2 separate regions of the Mus musculus genome follow, and region 2 is linked to region 1. Evidence: chromatin loops called from intact Hi-C (ENCODE). Cell type or tissue: heart. All regions are shown on one strand.

Region 1 (8,000 bases):
TCTACATAAGAAATCATTCTACATGAAGGTCTTGGACCCCTTTTAACAACACATTTAATCCAAAGCTCAGACTCGGTTTTCCAGGGTGCAAAGCTGGAAAAGACTAGGTTAGAATCTTAAAGAGGTGGAAGAAGAACTTCATCTGAACAAGGAGGGAAAAAGAGAAGAATGCTCATGCTTGGGACCTTTAAGGATGGAGTCAACGAGTGACTATAGAAAAGTACAAAATAGTCAAATGCTGTCACCTCATTGCTTTCAGCTCAAGTCCAGAATTCTCAAGACAGTCAAGACTACCACATCTCTATTCAAAACCCATTTCTCATGTCTTTAAACTCCCTCTGCCCCACCCCAAAGCTATCTGACATGGTTGTTATGGTTATCTTAGTCCCATCTCTCTCCAGCATCCACAGGCCCATTCCTGTAGCCTTTCTCATTCTTCAAGACACAGTCCAAGCTTGTCTTTGGTGATAATATGGGATACCATGCCTGTGGGAGTAGTTCTGATGCTACTGTCCTATTCCCCAATTGGTTCTTGATCTGTCAGTAAGGAAGCCATGGTCTAATTGCTGGGTGGAAGGGATAGGCAGGACTTCCAGGTCCCTGAAGGCAAGCAGATGGATTCAAGGAGGGAAGGGGAGAGTTCACCATGCTTCTGACGTAGAAAAGTTGACCAGTCATGTGAGAGCTCGAAATGGAGTGGTCTCACAGGATCCTCCTACAGGCTGGTGGTCAGGGGTATTTAGCTGGGACTAGATGTAACTGAGCAACTAAAGTTTAGGGCAGGTGGGAGGTGCAGAGCTAAGAGTATTAATAAGGGCACACTAGCTGCACAAGTTTAATAATGCCCTGCAATTGTGCCAAGAGAGGTTGAAAATGAACAACATGTGTGTCTGTGTCTTTTATCTCTGTGGAGTCAAGGGAAGCTGGGTGGGAACTAGTAACGTGCAGCCCTTTCCCGGAGCTTAGGAAGGGGTAGCTAAAACTACACATGCCAACCAATCATGTTCTTCTTGAGGACAGTACTTGGCTGTATTTGGTCATTTCTGTAGAAGCCACATTGCATAGGAAATGCCTCATAGGCATATCCTTCATCCCACTGATGATACCGCACATTGCCTAAAGTCGAGCATTTTATATTTAGCCTGCTGGCCACTTGGTTCACTGGCCCACACTGGCTGTGCAAACTGCCTATGACATCAGATCAAGAATTTATTGAGCAGCAGTGTGTCTGCTCTGAGCTGTGATCATCATGTCCAGCTTGGGTCCAGACATTTTCTGGGCAGTTGACACAGTTTAATTAAATGAATGGACAAACCCTGGCAAGTAAGAAAAAAAAAAAAAGAAGAAGAAGAAGAGTGACTGCCTGAGGTCATATGCTAGGAAATATGTCAATCCACAGATAAACTCCAGTAGACAGCAAACAGGGAAATAGAGAGGCTCATTTTAAATGATTTGATAGCTTTGCCTAATACTCCTTATTGTATAATCAGTCACAGAGAGATACTCCATTCCCACCCCCACTTCATCACGCCCCCCCACACACACACAGAGAGAGAGAGAGACAGAGAGACAGAGATAGAGAGAGACAGAGAGAGACAGAGAGAGATGAGAGAGAGACAGAGACCAAGAGAGAAAAGGAATGATGGGGTCAGGGGCGTGTCACTCCATTGACACAGACAGATCTGTCTAGTTTCTGAAGCATCAGCATTTCAGCATCTCCCAGCATGTGTAAAGCTATGAGAGAGTGACACTTGAGAACATGTAACCAGACAGACTTAATCACTGGAAGCAAGAACTAGAAAATCCTCAGAAATGAAGGAAGCAATTTTTCTCCCATCTCCATTTTGCTTTCTATGTGGAGGTCCTGCCTTCTCTTTCTCCTGTCATCTTCTCACTCCTCCAACACACCGCTCAATCTCAGTCCCGTTGGATGTGGCAGGAGTGAGGGAGTCGCATGACCAAGCACAGGGGTTAATTCATAGGTTTCGGTAATCTGTTGGCCTGGGCAGATTTCTCAAAGTGTGTCTACCACATTAGCACAAATGATTGCAAGGTTCAGAAATGAATATAAATTACGCATTAGCCCACAAGTAAGTACATCTTATACAAGACAAAACCATAGCAATTAGCAATGTGCTACAAAATGAAACACTCTTGTCTGTAATAATAAAAATAGGTTGAATTTGGCATACTCTCCTAAGGTCTCAGAGAGACAGTATCCGAGAACCACTTTTACACATAGATGAAATGCTTATGTGAAGGTGTTTAAAGAAGGACATGTGAGTGGTGGGATTGTTCTAGACAGACAGAAAGGGCAAAGAGGAAGTGAAAGCTAAGAAGACTACACTGTAGTGAGTGGTTGCAGTTAGAAAAGCAGTTTGTTTTCAAGTCCTTCTGGGAAACCATATGATATTGTGTGTTAAAAATCCCTAAGTATTAATAACTTTGTGGTTATCCCAATTAATATTTCTCCAAGAAAGAAATTGTGCTGTGAAAGCAATCATAAGCATCCCATGTTGCCTGAAAGAAAAAGGCAGACATGTGAATTATAGTACATCTACTTGGAAAGTTGTACATCCGTGGAAACAATGTTATAATATTGGTTATGTTATTATAACATTGTAATAATATTAGTTGTATATTATACATAGTTATAATAATGAAAAATGATTATTATAAATATTAGATGGTAGTCTGAGGAAATGCACATGAAAAAAATCCAAGCCTTCCAAAAGTAAGTTATAAAATTATGCATGTGCTATAACCAAAGTCATATTATACATATATTATAGTCAAGCTTTTGTTTCTGAAAGTTGCAAATGATGATTCCGTACAGCTGAGGATACCTGTATGAAAGAATCTCTACAGACTTCCTACGATGCGCAGTAGTATTTAATTTTTTGTTTTCATTTACATGCAACTGTTGTTTCAGCTCTTCAGCTTTCAGTCTTTCCCTAGAATGTGTCTTTTACGGGAGAAACGCAGCTTCCAGTAAGAGGCTGAAATTCCCGCCTTCCGGGAAAACCCGCAGAAACCCAAGCTCCCGGCGCTCAGTGGTGCTTCCTGGTTTCCACCCTCTGCCTCTAAGGCCATTGTGCTTGAAACTTGTTGGAGTGAAAGGAATTCCCGGAAGCCCCAAGTCAACGAAGAAAGAAGCCAGATCGCAGTAGCAGATGGTTCATCTTACAGCTTTCATTTATTTTCTTTACGTGCCAGGAGGGGGTTACATTATCGACTGGGAGGGTGACCACACCTCTCTTCTTTAGAAAATGCCTGCTTGGCACCGTGGCATTCACCCAAGAAAAGTGTCACATTCTTTTGTCCCAGAGGTCCAGAGAAAGCTCTATCAGGCGGTTTTTGTTTTTGTTGTTGGTTTAAAAAAAAAAAAAAAAAAAAAAAAAACAGTATAATTACCATAAAGAAACCCTTCTGTCTCAAAAACACAAGCTTCCCATACATGGTAAGATGAACTAGACGTTATTTCTCTGCACAGCAAAAAAAAAAAAAAAAAAAAAAAAACCTTTTGGCCCACCCTACAAGCCATTTATGGGTTTGATTAAGGCCCACGGGTGTCTCTAACTTATTTATTTAGGAAACACTGTTATTGTCTTAATGTAAACCCAGTTCAGGATCAGTTGACAGTTGGAAAGCTGCGGCAGAGGGTTTTCAAAGGCGCCTCCTTGGAAAGGGGCTCTCCATTCAGCTCCAGTTTCTGAGTCGTACTGCCAGCTCTGCTCAGAAAATAAACAAATGTTTGTTTTACAACATGGCAAAGGGGGCTCCCATTCATCGTGGGCCAGATATGAAAACAAACTTCCACGTATAAGGGCTTTTGATACACATGACTTACTTGGATGACAAGAGGCTCACTGGGGAGTGCTTAAAGCTTATTAATATTGCACAAAAGACTTTTGTTTATCATTTCCCTGGACTGCCTGGGAATCACAGATTCAAGCCGCCACCCGGCTGGTGTCCTAGCATTTTAGCTGCCTTTAACGTGTGCAGATTGTGAAAGTACTGCTGGTTTGGAGCCAAACACAAACTCTCCACCAAGCCAGGTGAAAGAACTCAGAACTGCAGGGTTCTAAGAACCAAGGTTGGGATTGAAATTAAAGAGAGAGCAGAGGGGAGAGAGCTCCCTCTACAGGTAAAAAACTAGATGCCTTGCATCTACCTGCTTGGAAACCAGTAACTTCCAGAAAATTTGGAATCCATGGCCTGTCTAAAGAGACATTTCACCTCCTATTTAAACAGTCTACGCCTACAAGCTCTACTCTTCAGACAATGATCATAATGAAAAATCCTCTCTTGAGGCATCTGTTTACTAGGAAGGTGTGCAATGAGGTATAACCGATGTCATCTCCACCTCCCCTGTAATCTAGTAACCACAAGCTACTTGTGGCTGTGCTTAAATAATGCTGGATCGATGGATACAAAAGCAAAGAGTTTAAGGGGAGGATTGTGCTGTGAAGGGTGCAAATTAGCTTTTTTTATACCTATTACATACTTAGAAGATATTTGTAATAATTGGATTAAATTTAAAAATAATTAAATCAATTTCACCTGTAGTTTTTTCCCCCATGTTTTTAATATGACTACCAAAAAATAAAATTACTTATTCATCATCTATTTCTATAAGTGTTGGCCTAGATAATTAGGGTATAGTATCATATCAGAGCTAAAGCCTGTGGGATCTTTGATTTGTGCTAGTTTAGTTGATTCCTTTTTTCTGGTGCTGGGGTTATAACCCCGAGTCAGGAAAGTGTTCAACCACTGAGCCACAGCCACAGCCACAGCCACAGCCACAGCTCACTCACATTCTCTTGCCTTAAACATGCCCTTTCCACCCACAAACTGAATTTCTGAAAGCTAAAAGGATTTTTTAAAAAGTTTTAATGCAAACATCTCTATTTAAAGTCTTATCAAAACATGAGCAAACTTGCAGTCTGTGTGTGCTGAGAAGTGTCATAAGAAAGGGCATATTTTCTCTCTATAGTTCCGATTCTCGCGGCCATGCCCTTTGCTTTTTAATTGCAAGTTACTCCAAGAGAAAGAAATTCCTTCTACTAGAATAGACTTGAAGAATTGCTTTCAGGTCACTAGACAGTAGATATTTGCTTCCTCCCTTTTTTAGCTGGCAGCCTTACCCACCTACCTAGTCAGTCTCCTTTGTGAGTGATCATTAAGATTTGTGAGATAAGCAGGATTATACGAGAAATATGTGCCTTTAGGGTTAGCCTACCTAACTCTCCACTATTAAGACCAATAGGCAACATAGCCACCTTAATTATTCCTTCGAAGAATTCTTAAAATTGTTAGTCTCCTGCTACTTCTCTTCGCTCTCCTCCTGCTCTCCTGCTTTTCACCCCTCTTCCTCCTCCACCCCCTCCTTCCTTTGCATTAGTTATGTGCCTTTTCATCTGCTAGGTAAAGAAAGAAATCTCTTTAGAATGTTTTCTATATAGATGGTATTTCATCTATTCTTTAAAACACACAAAACTTTTATAACAAAAAAAAAATAAAACAAGCAAAAAAAAAACTGTGACTACATTTGTTTATTTCCCAAAATTTATGTGTTGCATCTTAAGTGCCCATGTGAGCTGTCCTTATTTCTGGTATGAAGAGAGAAATTAGTAAAGCAGACAACAAATTTGCTCATATACAAAAGCTACATAAGCAATGAACTTCAAATGAGTAGTCTGTTTTGTGCTCCTAGAATCTTACCAACTAGTGCATTCTTTCCTGAAAGGCAATGCCAATCATTGGCAAAGGGCATGAAATAATGATATTAGGGCGAGAATTGCCCTCCACCCTACTTTATGAAGACAACCTAATGGTACCAGGAACTACCTTGGTAAACATGTTCAGATTCACCCTTCCAATGCTGCACCCACAGACCTACCCGTAAGCAGATTAGCAACATCTCTATTCAGCTTCCCTTGGCACACTGCCTCAAGTTAATGCTATTTATTTCACTTTACAAAATGTACAAAATATCTCTGAATGACACTGAAGACACAGCAAGGTAGTGATGATGCGATTATTTCTGAAACATCTCCTGTAATTTAGTCTTAAATTTTTATCAAAAGGTTACACAGTTCCATATACTACACTGATGAAGAACACAGGCAGCGTGAGCCAAGAACGTGGTTCATGTCTTTTGAACCTCTTTCATCACAGGAATCAACCAAAGGGACTTGAGATGAGCAAAGCAGATTGCAGCCACCATTTTGATATTACAGATGAAACCGCTGGTGTAAACTCCAATGAATAAGCGCTTTAGTTATAAACTGGAATGAACGTGGGCTTCTACTGAATAGCTACATAGAGCAAAAACTGAACCAATAATGAAGCCCCTCATCCTTTTGCCAAAGAAAGTAAAGAGGGGCTGCAGTTCCACCAATTGAGCCGTGTGTCTGGGCTGCAGTGCTCAGAGGCCACTATCGCAGGACAGGATATTCACTGAAGGTATTCACTGGATGCTTTTCCATCTGACCTTATTATTCTGGTATGGCTGCCAGCACCTTATAATCCCAGCACTGTATTCACCAGCAATTCTGCTGCTCATTAGCAGAAGCTGAGTCCAACTTCACTCTTGTAGGGGCTTGTGAATCAGCACGGACCAGCAGACAGTATTTCCAGGATCTAGCTGCAAAGAAACAAGGGCGGTACTCACGGGGTGGAAGGTATTTGTAGCAGTTAAAGTCTGCATTCATGTGCTGTGAGTAGAAACTGGAGAAAACAGTGGCTAATGCATCCGCTTCATTTTCCTGTGATGACGGCCAGAGGAAAGGAGCCGAGGATTCTACAGCAGTACCGTAGAACGATGCTTCCTCTATCTTTATGCTATATTACATTCTATCTTCTAGGTCACTCTGTGATCTGAGGTGTGGTCAGGCAAGGGCAGAGGGCTCTACACTCACCATTTCTAGGGGAGAAGTCAGGAAGAACAGAAGGAGGAAGGTACTTAATCCGAAAAGATAGAACAGAGGTCCCTTTCCTGGAACCACTTCTGGGAATCTCCCTTACCAATTCTTAATATAATTTGCTAACTTATACTTACAAGAGGAACAGAAGACATTGTTTCTGGACTAAAAATCACCTTATGTTGCAAAAGAATAAAGGAGCATAAAATAAATATTATATTTGTAACTACCTGATATTCAAGTTGCAGCTGAAGCAAAGACAAGATGCGTTCCATCTTGGCTTGCTCATTTCAGCTCTTACTGCCTGGTTAATGATAAGAACCTTAACACTCAGCCATAGCATAGCTCTCTCTTAGATCCAAAAAGCTCATTTCTTAAGATTAATTGCAACTTGAACTGCATAAAATTCCTCAATATTGAGGGCTTTGCTCTTGGATCCATCACAGTCAACATTCCAGTTATAAACTTGATTTTAAAAAAATTAGTCCCATCATTGAGTAAAGACTCAAGTGCCCATTGTCCTTAGTGTGGCTATGGAATAAACAATGCACATGTTCTCATGAACAAATGCAAAAGGCCATAAGGGTGGCTCAACAGCTATCTGAGCATGCAAACTGATCATCACAGTTACCTGGACATTTGGCATGGAAGTGAAGCTTTCTTACAGAGGACTGAGGCACACAGCGGTAGCTGAGTGTCATTATAATGAGTATCTGGATTGTAACAAAGCTCCTGGATGATTACAGGAAGATAACAATGATCCAAATGATCAACTGCCTTCAACAGAGTGGGATAGCTCCTACTCCTAGTGACTCTTCTGATTTCGACCATTCTTTACTGTTTGTAAGCAAGTCTTTGTCTCATTTATGTCCCATACCTCATAAGAAGGGCAGAGGAATCATTATTTTTAAACAGATAGGACTCAAGCTCAAAACAAAACAAGTGTTCTACTCTGTTTATCACAATTGTAGAGAGCTGTACTCCTACCTTCACCTCCAAGAAGGGACACTGAATTATGTTCTTCTTGTAGAATTTTTACATTCAAAACTCCTTTTCCTCAACAAACTCATGTGT
Region 2 (8,000 bases), 490 kb before region 1:
TCTAGCCAGAAACTGTGAGCTAAAATAAATTATCCTTCCCTTAAGATTCTTATGCAAGATATTTTGTTCTAGAGATGAACAAAGAACATATAACAAGAACTCATATCAGGACTAAGTGCTCTTTTGGAGACATTTTATATCTAAATCATAACAGGGCTCTAAGTTATAGATGGTTTTTTGGTTTGTTTTTTTTTGTTTGTTTGTTTGTTTGGTTGGTTGGTTGGTTGGTTGTTGCAACAGAATCCCTGACAAAGAGAAATTTAAAGGGATGCGAACATTTTGGCTCACAGTTCTAGGATACATCTGCCATGGCTTGGAATTCAGACAGTAGAAACTTGAGGTAGCTGAGGACAATGCTTGTGTTCAGCATACCTTCTCTTTTTAATGCAGTCCACAGCCTCAGCTCTTGTAATGGTGTTATCCACATCAACCTAATCCCTCACAGATGTGTCCGGATGCTAACCTAATCTAGATAATTCTCACAGAAATGCCCGGAGGTCTGTCCCTTTGGTGATTTTAGATCCTGCCAAGTTGATAATCAGTGTTAACCGGCACATCTTATAATTATCAGCTGTGTCCTGACTTTCATTTTCTTTAAATGTGCGTTGTTTCAGTTTTGTCAAGTTGACATAAAAAAGAATCTTAATTATGAAAATGACTTCATCAGACTGCCTGTGAATGAGTTTGGGGGGGGCATTGTTTTGATTACTGATTAATGTGGGATGGCCCAGATCATCATGGGTGATGCCTCCCATGGGCAGATAGATGGTCCTGTGTTGTATCTAAAAGCAGCTGAGCAACCCATGAGTAGAAAGCCAGGAAGCAGCATACAGCTCCTACCTCCAAGTTCTTGCCTTCACTTCCTTTGACAGACTGTGATGTTGAAGAACAAGATGAGACAAACTCTTCCCAAGCTGCTTTTGGTCATATCACAGCAATAGAAACCCTAAGGAGCAAAATGGTGCATTTTGATGGAAAGAAGTTATAAGTTATCAAATTAATGTGTCAGTGTTACGGGATATTTGATTACTGTACATAGAAAAACTTAATGGTTAGCAAAATATATAAACTTAAATAATGTCCGATTCAGTTATGTGTCCTGAAGAGTTGCAGCTTGGGTGGGCCTCTGTAGAAAAGAATGCCAAGGAATGGAAAGTTCCTGCCTATTTTAATGCCTTTTGCTGAGGAGAGTTATTGTGGTCTTTGCTGTATGGCCCCAGGTAAAGTCAGCTGGATAGCCTTGAGCTGCCCCACCAGGCAAGGTGAAATGATTTGGCAACCCAGTGACTTGGTTTGGAGCACCCACAGTGATACCGATGTGGTTTACCCTGCCAAGGGTGTAGAGGAGAAGCTAGAGACGTCCGTGGTAAGCAATCAGACCTTTGAGATCTAACTCTCTTTAGGCTTGGAGGAGCCTTGTGGAAGAAGCTCCTGGTAGTAAGGATTTTCTCTTTGGGCTTGCAGGATCAGGAGAGAAGCAGCTGGCAGGACACAGATAAAACAGTATTCTAGAAAAGAGAGGTAAGAAGCCCTCTTGGGTTTGGAAGACATCAAGAGAAAGGTAGATTAGCTTCATAGAATGATACAGATAGAACAGTATTTCTAAAGAGCTAGCAGTTTAGTTGTAGAATCAGGCTTGTACATAGATGTTTTGTAAATAGTTAAGAAAATAAAATTACATCGCTTAGTTAGCAGGTTTTACCTCAGTTTCTGCCTCTTGTGTCTTTATTGGCATAAATATATTTTTTCTGTCATGATGACAGTATACATAATTTTATAAAATAAAAACTATTTTACAATTAAAAATAGAACCAATTTGATTTGATTTAGGGATATGGATTGAGACAAAGTCACCTCATTTTTTTCCATGTGTGATTCATATCGATGTAAATTATATATAATCCATATATATAATACACATATAAATGTACTTTTTCAGTTATCATTTGTATTTTCTGAGATAAGATCACTCAATATAACCCAGGTGGCCTCAAACTCTCAATCCTCCTGCTTCTGCCCTCTGCATGCTGGGAGGATTGCACATATGAGCTACCATTCCATCTGGCTATACTGTTTATCTCCCATAGTCCTTCCTCATTATTTAAATGGCTTTTATTTGTATTATACAAAGCCTGTACTTAGGTGTAAGTCAGTGCTTCCACCTAAGCACTTTATCTGTCCCATCCATTTATTTGTCTGTCCCTTCACCGCTAGAACATTGTTGTAAGTCTTAACCACTCTCCTGACATTTGGGTGAGATTCAGCTTCATTATGCTTCAAGAGATCAAGAAATTTCTTGTCTCTTTTTCCTTTTTCATTCCATGTCTTAGAGTAAAGGTATCCTCCCTTTGCACAGGCATGTGCCTCCCGCTCTGAGACTAAGGGCATCAGCACTGACTATACACCAGTTTGGGAAGAATTGACTCTTTAACAGTAGTGAGTGACACAGACCACAAACACAGCATAGCCCTTTTTATTTTGGCCTTCAATTTATTTCTAAGGTGTTTTATAGTTCTCTCTGTAGAGTTGGCACTCTTTTGTTTTACTATTTATCGCAAATCATATTCTTTAAAAACTTAGAATTTGGTTTATTACTAATCTATTAAAGCACAATTAACCTCCGAGTTTCACTTTATTTGGGGCATGGAAGAAGGCACAACTACGCTGATGATTCTGTTCAGGACCTAGACCTGTGGTCCTAGCACTGACAAGCTTGAGACAGGAAGACCAGGAGTTCACAGCGAGACTGCATTAAATAAGGAGGCAGGGCACACATAAGACACTGTCTGAAAAACAAAAAGACAGACACACTTCATGATAAGGAAACTGGAGTGTTACAGATATAAAACCAAATAATCTTTATGGCTATCTTTAGTGCCCTAAGTAGCCATTAAGGACCCAGCTGTCAGGATTGGCATCCTGAAGGCTAGCAGGTAAAAACTTTGGAATGCACTGTTACCAGATCACTAACTTCCATCAACGAAAGGATGGGTCTCATAAATTATATCCTTACCTAAAGCCTATGGACGAATCATCTCCTGCTTTGCTGTAACCCACCTACTACCTGTTGTCCCCAACAAAGCGCCTGGCAAATGCTTTGTTTTTTGTTCTGTGACTGTTAAAGTCTGTGCGATTGCTTTTATATTGAAACATGTTTTTAGGCCAACCTGAATCAATGCTCCCTGGCCATGGAAATTATTACTTGATTCAAAATAAACACTATTTTATTCCTACTAAGATGACAGCTCTGTTTTGCATGTACAGTTTCCAGCGACTGTTAGTTTATTAAATTAATACGTTTTCCTACATTTTGGAGCTACGCACATAACAGAACATCTATGAACTATTGCGTTTATTACCTCCTAAACTATAGTCTTTATTTTCTCATATTATCGAATAACACACCATCATTTGAATCTTAGAAATAATCAATTAAATTTTAAATTCAATAAGAATCTGTCATTGTATATGAACTCTTTACTGTCTCACATACCAAGTTCCTGTCACAGATCCAGAAAAGGGTCCTGCAGTTCCTGCTAAGTTGGACGAGTCTGATGGTAGACCTCAGAAAACTCCTGTTTCCTCAGCCCTGGCCGCAGCCTTCTAACCCCGCCCCTCACACTGACGCAGCCAATCCGCACCATGCGTAGTAACCCGCCCCTAGACGGAGGCAGCCAATTAGAAGCAGCGTATTTTGCGCGCCCGACTTGCAAAGATGGCGCTGCACGGTGGCGCGCGGGCTCTCTGTCGAGCAGTTGCCCTGCTCCGCTGTAGCAAAATGTGAATGCAGCTGAAGGACGGTGGCACGGGAATGAGTCGGCGAAGGAAGCATGCGGACAGCCCTGCCCGGAGGAGCACGCCGCACAGGGCGGCTGCTAAGAACTGCCGCCCGGCGGCAGAGCCGTGGCTGCGGGAGTCCAGGGCGGCCTGCAGCTCCCAGCTCCGCCGGGCGGGAACGCGGTCTGCGCGGCGGGCGCAGCGGCAGGCAGCGGCTGACGGCGGGCGCAGTCCCCGGGGTGAGGAGAGGGCGGGGAGCGGAGCCTGGCGGTGCAGACCGGGCGGGAGGCCTGGGGCTGCAGAGCCGAGTCCGGTAAACCGGGCCTTTTCTGAACGTCTGGTTGTGGGCGGGGCCTGTGCCGTGGACTGTGTTCCGGAAACTGGGCACCTACGCTGGTTGTTGTTGTTTTCCTCGCTGTTTTGTTTTGCAAAAAGGGCCACCTCAGAAACCGTAGTGTGCTCCCGGAACTTGCTAGGTGTAACATCCGGTTAGCCCAGCAAACCGATGGCGCGTTCATTTCTGTAAACTTGGAGTTAAGAGATATCTATCCCAATAAGGACCAAACTCATAACCTCTATCCTAGGGTGTGTCCGTAAAATACAATGTCTGTTACCTTGCTTGTTTCTGCTATGAATAAAACGAGGCTGGGAAAGAAAAATAACATTGTAAACCTTCAAGTGATTCTAGACAGAGCTTCCCTAGAAACAAATCACTATTGGTTTTGGGGTGTATGGAGTAAAAAAAAAATTGGGTCGAGTTTACAGGAGGGGCCTTGTGAGAGTTTAGCTTGGCTTTCTGTTTGGATGCATTTCCTGTACATCTGCTGACGTCATGGAGGTACCTAAAGCCTGGTGATAGTAATTCAGTGATCAGATGGTATCATTCCTGGGCCTATGGAATTTTCAAAGAACACTTCCTAACTACAGTGCTAAACTTATGAAGTATTAAGATATTATTTTCATTGAAACATTTCTATTGTGGTTAAAGTAACTGTCTTTAGGAGACAAGCTTTGTATTGGACATGAAAATTAATTGTTTGACTTTAGCTTTTATGAAGTAACGTAACACTTAGAAGCAATGATTGTCATCTTATGCAGGAAAGGAGACGCCAGTACAAATCGTGAAAATGGATTTATTATCCTGTACCTTCAGTTCTCCAAATGATCCAGATGGACAAACTGATATCTTCTGGGATCAAAATTCTCCAATGACAAAGCAGTTAGGTAATCTGTTGTTATTTTTATGTGGGTAGGTGCTTGAAGAATTATTGTCGGTAAAATTTTAGTCTGGTAACATCATAATACAACGGTTTTGGGTTTTTTGTTTTGTTTTTTAGAACCTCATGTGTGATTTTTCTGTCTGATTCTAGGGTGGAGTCATTAAGTTGTACTGATTACAATTGTTTCCTAAAAAGTGACAACTGATTTTAGAATTCTTGGTCTAAAATTCATAGAAATGTCTTGTTTCTTTAGGTAAAGGAAGAAAAAAGCAGATTTCCAGTGCATACAGTGATGAGATTTCACATATTGTTAACCGTATTGCTCCTCAGGTAAGTATGGCAAATCTCATAGTTTATCAAACAGCAAAGATTGTATGTGGTGTACTTGCGTGGTTCTTTCATATGTAAAGTAACATGTTTATAGAGCAACCAAGGTTACATTTGGCTTTTCTGACTGCATGCCTTGAAAAAAGGAACAAACTGTAGAATGTGCAATATGGTCATATATCATAATCCATGGGAGATGGTTTCATGACCCCTTTGGATAACCAAATCTCCTGATTGTGAAGTTCTTTGCATAAAGTGGTGTGGTTTTGTATGGTACCCTGTGTGTGGCTGTCTCTCCTTTTCTTCATTTATTCTTTCATTCATGTGATAATGCTGAAACTCAAACTTGGGGACTCACTTTTACTGGGCCTGTGCTCTGCCACAAAGCTAGCCTCCATTCCTTCCCAATTGTTTAAGTCATCTCTAGGTTATTTATTCCTTAAATAATGTAGTTAGTTGCTATGGTGTACTGAAGTTTTTATTGTTTGTGCTTTATTGATTAGTGTCAGTCATAAGTGCCACAGTAGAGAGAGAAGCTCACCAAGGTGCTAAATCTTCATTTTCGAAAGAGCAGAGGGGTTCAGCTTTCTTGGGAAAGACTGACACCCAGCTAGCTCACTCCAGTTACTTTATTCAAACATTATGCAAGGTTAATTGGGGCTGGGAAAGGTTCCAGCTGCCTGTGGCAGACAGCCCACTCAGATCTCCATCCCTTTTGGCCACAGCCAGCCATAATCAAAAGTAAGAACTCAAGATGTGCCAGGAGTGTCTTAGGACCAAGGTTGGTGTAGCTGCCAGCAAGCTCACAATGAGCAGACTCACTAGCGAGACATTTCTTCCAGGTTTCAGCAGACTCAAAACAGTTTCTCAGCCTTTACTGATTGACCAAAACATGGCAGAGGCTTTGCTGAAGCGTTTCACTCTGAGCCAGACACAAGGGCTTTACTGTGCATATCTCTACCGTGCTTCTTCATTGTCCGTAGTAAAAAGTTTCCCTCTTGCAGTTTCTTTTCTTAGTATTCTTAACGACTTAGAAAATCATCCAGGAACACTGTAAAATCAGGGAGGTCGCTGGATTTAGATGTAGCCCTTATGAAGCCTCTTGTGCTGTGACACCTAGGGAGTCCGTTAAATGTTCCTAACCCAATCCACTCAACCATAAAGTAGAATTATTACCAGCTTTGCTTTCTTCAGTGGATTATTAGGATTAAGGTGCATAAAATCTTAATGCTAATGGTGATTTACTTATTTTAGGTTTTTTTTTTCTTTAGTTTTTGTGCCCCTTGAGTGAAGAAGTTTCAATCATTTATCACAAAAGAGTCCAGTAACTGATTCCTTTTATTAGTCCTGAGTTTCTTTTCTGTCTTTTTCTTACTTATTTTTTTTTACGTTTTAAAAAGTATGTGTGTATATGTATCTTTAAGTATACATTGTATGTACTTATGTATGTATGTGCTTGCCTGCCCACGCCCACAGCATGTGTGTGGGAGAGGTCACCTTGCCAGAGTCAGTTCTCTTCTTTGGCTTATGGTTGTCCTAGGGAATGAGCTCAGGTCACAAGACTTGATAGCATGCTGAGCCATTTTGCCAGCCCTCTTTTTCTTAATTAACAACACTTAAATTCAAAGAATATCTAAGTTTTGTTTACTGTTGTCTTTGAGGAAATTGTTGTATTTTCCCTTAATATGCCCTAGGATAGTGTATTATTGGCCTGTAGTAATGACCCACAGATCTCACTGGTTCAAAATGTGATTATGAGGAATCAACATATCCAAAAAGAGAAGATAGGTACAACTTGTCTCCGGCTATAGAAATCTAGACATATAATCAGTAGTCAGTACAGCTTTGTAGCTGGTATCTCTGCTTCCCATGTTGTCATGCCGTAGGATTCATTGTATTTACTCTTTATGGCTGAAGTACATATATGCTATATTATTACTGTGTGCTAACAATATGTCTTGAGCCGGGCGTGGTGGCGCACACCTTTAATCCCAGCACTTGGGAGGCAGAGGCAGGCGAATTTCTGAGTTCGAGGCCAGCCTGGTCTACAGAGTGAGTTCCAGGACTACACAGAGAAACCCTGTTTCAAAAAACCAAAACCAAAAACAAAAACAAAACAAAACAAAACAAAAAAACAATATGTCTTTATTAACTACATCAAAGCACAGTTAAGCATGTTTGGGCTGACTAGCCTGACATGAGTGATACAAAGTTGAGTGTCCTGTTGGCTCCATAACTAAATGGGCTGGAAAGAGCAGCTCACGTAAAGACAGCAGTGCTAGGATTATACAGTCAGTGTCTTCTGCTCGACATTCTTTTTGTATTTTTGAGACAGGGTTTCTCTGTGTAGCCCTGGCTGTCCTGGAACTCACTTTGTAGACCAGGCTGTCCTGGAACTCAGAAATCTGCCTGCCTCTGCCTCCCGAGTGCTGGGATTAAAGGTGAGCGCCACCACCACCTAGCTATTCTGCCGGACATTCTTTTTTTTTTTTTTTTTTTTTTTTTTTTTAAAGATTTATTTATTTATTATATGTAAGTACACTGTAGCTGTCTTCAGACGCACCAGAAGAGGGCATCAGATCTCTGTTACAGGTGGTTGTGAGCCACCATGTGGTTGCTGGGATTTGAACTTGGGACCTTTGGAAGAGCAGTCGGGTGCTCTTACCCCCTGAGCCA

What was found. Hi-C counts contacts between places; a loop is a spot of excess contacts. Peaks named below come from ENCODE experiments on the same cell type or tissue, not always from the same donor. Only the 100,000 strongest peaks of a DNase experiment are listed, where the experiment ranks them.
Region 2: a loop joins it to region 1, with 2.4 times the contacts of the local background. A loop is called at or near these places in 2 of 42 quality-filtered maps.

What each region holds. Positions count from the first base shown.
Region 1 is chr11:17,456,239-17,464,238 of GRCm38, reverse strand. No RefSeq gene overlaps it. Among named protein-coding and RNA genes, the nearest start is that of Gm31268, 140 kb to the right of the region's middle. In heart, a CTCF peak has its summit at 4,148 (motif pointing left); no DNase peak of the experiment used is centred here; H3K4me3 peaks cover 524 bases; H3K27ac peaks cover 964 bases.
Region 2 is chr11:17,949,579-17,957,578 of GRCm38, reverse strand. It overlaps Etaa1 (Ewing tumor-associated antigen 1), which reads left to right and starts at 3,704. Exons shown (of 6, transcript NM_026576.4): 1 at 3,704-4,016; 2 at 4,876-5,001; 3 at 5,251-5,327. The coding sequence starts at 3,785. Etaa1os (Ewing tumor-associated antigen 1, opposite strand) reads right to left here and starts at 3,609. Exons shown (of 3, transcript NR_131915.1): 1 at 3,494-3,609; 2 at 841-946. In heart, a CTCF peak has its summit at 3,719; a DNase peak (open chromatin) is centred at 3,648; H3K4me3 peaks cover 1,976 bases; H3K27ac peaks cover 1,294 bases.